2 separate regions of the Homo sapiens genome follow, and region 1 is linked to region 2. A link is a contact called in ENCODE Hi-C data. All regions are on one chromosome and are shown on one strand. Each heading gives the region's core, a stretch centred on a gene start or an enhancer-like site at or near the end of the contact. The rest is flanking DNA. Distances are from core to core; before and after follow the strand shown.

Region 1 (3,069 bases), core at 335-2,834, 5.3 Mb after region 2:
CAACCCCAGACCATATCCTCTTCATAGAAGTTTCCCTCACCAAAGGAAACAGAGAACTAAGATTCCCACCTCCTTCCCCTCCCTTACCCAAGCAAAGCCTTGTCAAATAATTTCAGAAATTGTCCAAAACTGTAAAACTCAACTTCTGACAAAAGTATAGCTTTTAATATTTGACAATTTGTATTAAAACAAAAATGACCTTCTTGGTTAGCAGCGAAGGGAAAAAAATCAATAGTATAATTTTCAATAATTCATAAAGCGAACGCCATTATGGTAAATTTAACTATTAATCTTATCCTTTACAAAGTCTCGATTGATTTGTTAATAAAGTATCTTCCCGTGTGTGGCAACAGCGGGCATAACTCTTTAAAAACCTTCAGAAGCAAGAAAATTACCAAGTAGCCCAAGAATGTAGATGAGAATTTTATTGATCGCCCTGATTCTTCTTAATATGTATTAATAAATTCCACAACCTTTTGTACCTTGCACTTGTCAGAAACCAGTGCTTTTACAAAATCCATAAAAGGAAAACATTTTTCTTTGCAGAAGAACCAAAATGACACCTTTGCATTTCTCTCTGTCCTTCTTGGCCCAGTCAGTTTTCTAAAACTTCTGGATTCTGAGGGTCAGAGTTTCCCCTTTTCTTAAATTATTTTTTCCTTTCTTCCTTCCTGTTTGCCCTCCATTATCAGGGTGTGGGGAGAGAAACCTCTGTTTAGTTCTCCTACAGGGAGCCCGAGGGACGCTTTCGCGGATAGTGAACTGCTGGCAAAGAATTGTCTCTGGGCTGAAAGCTCCCAGAGGTCCGGCCCCGCAGAGGTCAGGGTGTGGTTCCTCTGAGAGCCGAAGCCTCGTGTAGCCCTCCGGGGCGCATAGGAACCCGGAGCCAGGCAGGAGGACCGAGCGGGAGGACAACGCAGGGACCAACCCATCCATGGGGATCCGGGCCCGGCCAGCTGCTTGGCCTCCCGGCCCTCGCGGCCCTTTTTGCCTCCGCCCTCCTAGAGACACCTTGGCCGCTTCTTAGCCCCAAGGGATCTTTCCTTTGGACCCCTGGGGTGGGATGTCTCAGGGCCCGCGGAATCCGACTCACCTTCCCGCTGGGCTGCCCGGGACTAAATTAACCAGCCTGCGCCCCCACCCGCTTGTCCTGGACCCGGCCCTCTTAAGCGCGTTCTGCCTGGTTGTGTGTGGGGGGAATGCTTCTGTGCGCTGGCGCCAGGGCACTCTGGCTTCCCTCCCCGTCCGTGCGTGTCCACTTGGAGGCCCCTAGAGCTGAGACTTTCCTTCCGCCGGTTGGGCCCAGGGGCCGAAGCGGGGGACGCGAGTGGGGCGGGCTGGCCGAGCGAGCCCTGGAGAGGCGGACAGGAGGGCGGCGGAGAGCGCTGGGCCGGTTGTCTCCAGCGCGCACTATCGCGGGCGCGTAGTAGATGTCGCTGTTGTCCGTGCTTACCCGGCCGGCCGGCCAGGCTCTGGAGCACGTGACCCGAGAGGAGGCTGCGGCTCAAGGCCATTTTCAAATCTCATTGGCTTGGTTGTCATGTGGTCGGCAGAGGCATCCACAATTACACGGGGAATGTTTTCCTAGAGATGTCAGCCTACAAAGGACACAATCTCTCTTCTTCAAATTCTTCCCCAAAATGTCCTTTCCCAACAGCTCTCCTGCTGCTAATACTTTTTTAGTAGATTCCTTGATCAGTGCCTGCAGGAGTGACAGTTTTTATTCCAGCAGCGCCAGCATGTACATGCCACCACCTAGCGCAGACATGGGGACCTATGGAATGCAAACCTGTGGACTGCTCCCGTCTCTGGCCAAAAGAGAAGTGAACCACCAAAATATGGGTATGAATGTGCATCCTTATATACCTCAAGTAGACAGTTGGACAGATCCGAACAGATCTTGTCGAATAGAGCAACCTGTTACACAGCAAGTCCCCACTTGCTCCTTCACCACCAACATTAAGGAAGAATCCAATTGCTGCATGTATTCTGATAAGCGCAACAAACTCATTTCGGCCGAGGTCCCTTCGTACCAGAGGCTGGTCCCTGAGTCTTGTCCCGTTGAGAACCCTGAGGTTCCCGTCCCTGGATATTTTAGACTGAGTCAGACCTACGCCACCGGGAAAACCCAAGAGTACAATAATAGCCCCGAAGGCAGCTCCACTGTCATGCTCCAGCTCAACCCTCGTGGCGCGGCCAAGCCGCAGCTCTCCGCTGCCCAGCTGCAGATGGAAAAGAAGATGAACGAGCCCGTGAGCGGCCAGGAGCCCACCAAAGTCTCCCAGGTGGAGAGCCCCGAGGCCAAAGGCGGCCTTCCCGAAGAGAGGAGCTGCCTGGCTGAGGTCTCCGTGTCCAGTCCCGAAGTGCAGGAGAAGGAAAGCAAAGGTCGGTATGAGCAGAGTTGCCACCCCAGCGGGGCGCGCAGCCCGGGAACCCGGCAGAGAGGGAGTGCCGGGGTGCCCAGCGCCGAGCCGGAGCCCGACTTGGCAGGTGCTGCTCCGCCTGGTTTTAGAGGGGTGATCTCAGCCCTGAGATAGTCCCCGCTTCTCCCCTGCTGCCCTGGCCCTCTCCGCCAGTCCTGGCCCCACGCTGATGGCGCCCGGGCAGAGGAAAAGCTTGCCGGTTTTATTTTTCCTGAGCTAGACCTGAACACAACAAAAGAGCGCAAAGGAGACCTGCGGCTCATAAACACGACCACAGAGCCTCTTTTCTCCTGCTCAGATTTGCAGTTCCAGTTTTGCCTTGAGCCCAATGATCATGTTAAGGTGATCCAGGGCACCGTGTTCGTGTTCAAGTGTATGCACCCCGCATCCTGCGAGCTTGGGGGTGGTGAGGGGAAAGAGATGGCTGGGCTGGTTGGTGCTTGAGTTGGGAAACAGGGCTTACTGCCTTTGCTGGGCTAGGTAACCTTGGCTTTGTTTAGGAAAAGTGCTGCAGTCTTTGCAATCCGTCGGCAAAGAGGGCAAAGGCGGAGGGGGAGAGTGGAACCCGCATTGCCCTCCCTGCAAGGCCAGCCTTAGGGCTGGGCTAAGGCAAAGAGCCAGGGATCTGGCTTTTTGAGAAGGAACC
Region 2 (3,060 bases), core at 381-2,880:
CTCAGTGCCCGGGGCTGCAGTCACCGCGCGCCCCGCCGTTTAGGATGTTTTTTGTGTCCTTAAAAAGTGCCGGGGATTTCATCGTCAGGTGGAGACAAGGCGACAAAACAGTAGTTTCTTTAGTACCAAAGGCAACGCGATTATTTCAAACCCCACAGCGAGATCCCTCTTGCTGATCAGGCCATGTCTGCCCAGGGCGGACCCTTCGATCTCCCTTATGGAACTCTCGGTAATTTATAATATTTTTGTGTGTGTTTCCATTGTGTTGTGGTGAAAGGCGATAAGGCATTCAAAGAAAACGGACGGGCCTCCGCTGAACCAGTGAGGCCCCAGACGTGCGCATAAATAACCCCTGCGTGCTGCACCACCTGGGGAGAGGGGGAGGACCACGGTAAATACCAGTAAAGGAATCACTGCCTACACGGTGTCACCCAGACACGCACAGACATCAACATTTTTGCCCTAAAGAAAAAAACTGGGGGAGAAGAAAGGGGAGAACTTAAACTAGTGACAGGGCGGTGAGGGAAGGCATGAAGAGGCAAGCCGGCGCGTAACCGTCTGGCCAGCAGCTCCAGGTGTGGGCTCCGCTCGGGCGCTGGCGGAGAGACCCGGGAGCGCAGGGCCTCTCCGTCTCTGGGCTCTTGGCGCCCTCTGGTGGGAATTTCTCTTTCAACGCATTTTTACGGCGAGGGGCTTCTCCCAACGCAGCGGTTCTTTTAACTACGCCTAAATATTGCAAAGGGAGAATCCTTAAAGCGCGTGAAATCGAAGGGGGAGCGGGCCAGGGCAAGGGGGGCTGGTCCGCCCCTTCCGGGCACCTCTGTGCTCGGGTGCCCCATGCGCGTGCAGCGGCGCTCGTGCGTGTCATCAACCTTCAAACGTGATTAATCAGGAGGCCTTCTTTTCCCATCACCAAGGGGGCCAAAGCGAGGAGCGAGCGCATAGCAAAAGGGACGCGGGGTCCTTTTCTCTGCCGGTGGCACTGGGTAGCTGTGGCCAGGTGTGGTACTTTGATGGGGCCCAGGGCTGGATGAGGAAACTGTAATTCCTCCATGGTCTAAGAGGTCTCCCCTCATTTCTGCCTCCTTTGCGGTTACAACAATCCCAGCTCCGTAGAGAGCCAACGAGGACACGACCCAAAGCGCGCTTTCGCTCAAGGAAGCGTCGCAGGGTCACAGATCTGGGGGAACCCCGGGGAAAAGCACTGAGGCAAAACCGCCGCTCGTCTCCTACAATATATGGGAGGGGGAGGGGAAATGGGAGAGGGGAAAGGAGGGGAGGGAAGAAGAAACGCTCAGAAAGGCAGAATTCTTCGTAGGAATTATCTTTTCCCTCCTCTCACCCGACAGCCTGCCTATTTCCAAAGGAAAAAAAAAAAGCGTGTTGAGTACGTTCTGGATTACTCATAAGACCTTTTTTTTTTCCTTCCGGGCGCAAAACCGTGAGCTGGATTTATAATCGCCCTATAAAGCTCCAGAGGCGGTCAGGCACCTGCAGAGGAGCCCCGCCGCTCCGCCGACTAGCTGCCCCCGCGAGCAACGGCCTCGTGATTTCCCCGCCGATCCGGTCCCCGCCTCCCCACTCTGCCCCCGCCTACCCCGGAGCCGTGCAGCCGCCTCTCCGAATCTCTCTCTTCTCCTGGCGCTCGCGTGCGAGAGGGAACTAGCGAGAACGAGGAAGCAGCTGGAGGTGACGCCGGGCAGATTACGCCTGTCAGGGCCGAGCCGAGCGGATCGCTGGGCGCTGTGCAGAGGAAAGGCGGGAGTGCCCGGCTCGCTGTCGCAGAGCCGAGGTGGGTAAGCTAGCGACCACCTGGACTTCCCAGCGCCCAACCGTGGCTTTTCAGCCAGGTCCTCTCCTCCCGCGGCTTCTCAACCAACCCCATCCCAGCGCCGGCCACCCAACCTCCCGAAATGAGTGCTTCCTGCCCGCCCTAGTCCCTGCTCTCCACGGGTGCGCTGCGCAGGGACCCCCCCCCCCCCGCCTCCCTCGTCACTCTTCTTATCCCTGCCCTCCGGATTCACGCCCCGGGGAAGCACGGAGGCTGAGGCTCTAGTTGAAGTGGGGCAAGAGCGATTTTCCCTTGAGCTTCCATGCTGCGAGCGCCTGTCCCTCCAAAGGGCGCCTGGGCAGCAGCAGCCGAAGGCGCTACTAGGAACGGTAACCTGTTACTTTTCCAGGGGCCGTAGTCGACCCGCTGCCCGAGTTGCTGTGCGACTGCGCGCGCGGGGCTAGGAGTGAGGTCGGAGGGAGGGTGTGGAGGCGATGGCCGGTGGGCCCTTCTCTGTGGGGTCCTCGATCTACCCAGATTAGCCCGCAATCTCTCTGTCCCGGGGCCTTCGGGCGCCATCGCGCCAGCGCCGAGAGTCGAGCAGGGGCGCCGCGCAAGATCTTTGTCCGCCGCCTCCTGCGCGCTGCGCGCAAGTTCGTTTCCCCGGTGACGTTCCCCATGCTTACTTACCCCACCCTCTCTGGATCTGTACCGCGAGAAATCTGGGGTCCTCAGGGGGCTAGGTAGAGGAGAAACGCTGAAACCGGACCGAAACCTCGCCCTAGGCTTAGCGATGGCTAAAAACCGGCTGGGATAAGAGGGAGGCAAGCAACATTCCGACTCGCTGCTTTCTGGCTGTCTGGAGTGCAAGGTGACTGTGGTTCTTCTCTGGCCAAGTCCGAGGGAGAACGTAAAGATATGGGCCTTTTTCCCCCTCTCACCTTGTCTCACCAAAGTCCCTAGTCCCCGGAGCAGTTAGCCTCTTTCTTTCCAGGGAATTAGCCAGACACAACAACGGGAACCAGACACCGAACCAGACATGCCCGCCCCGTGCGCCCTCCCCCCGCTGGCCCACACGCCGGCTGCTGAGTGCCCAATGGGGCTTGTAGCGGCTCGGCTGGAAAATCGCTCACTGAGCGCTCCCCTGTGCTCCTAGCCTAGTCCCCCACACCCTTGCGTCTTGTACTGGCCTTGGACCCCCACCCCGACCCCGACCCCGCCTCGTCTCGGCGCTTCACTCCAGGTCGCGCCGATGCACCGCCAGACTCGAGAGCGGCCCAGGGCTACGC

Evidence for each region. Hi-C counts contacts between places; a loop is a spot of excess contacts on that map. Pooled maps may share reads with other maps.
Region 1: a pooled map shows a loop between it and region 2 (2.7-fold over the local background). The contact joins the promoter of HOXD10 here to the promoter of GAD1 in region 2. A Hi-C loop is called at or near these places in 4 of 50 pooled maps.

The regions. Positions count from the first base shown.
Region 1 is chr2:176,115,194-176,118,262 of GRCh38, forward strand. It overlaps HOXD10 (homeobox D10), which reads left to right and starts at 1,585. Exons shown (of 2, transcript NM_002148.4): 1 at 1,585-2,385. The coding sequence starts at 1,641. It also overlaps a transcript of HOXD11 not described here. RefSeq lists an enhancer at 479-1,151.
Region 2 is chr2:170,815,257-170,818,316 of GRCh38, forward strand. It overlaps GAD1 (glutamate decarboxylase 1), which reads left to right and starts at 1,631. Exons shown (of 17, transcript NM_000817.3): 1 at 1,631-1,792. It overlaps GAD1-AS1 (GAD1 antisense RNA 1), which reads right to left. Exons shown (of 4, transcript NR_197761.1): 2 at 2,462-2,659; 3 at 1,598-1,776; 4 at 1-1,229. RefSeq lists a silencer at 1,446-1,525 and enhancers at 1,613-1,782, 3,022-3,060.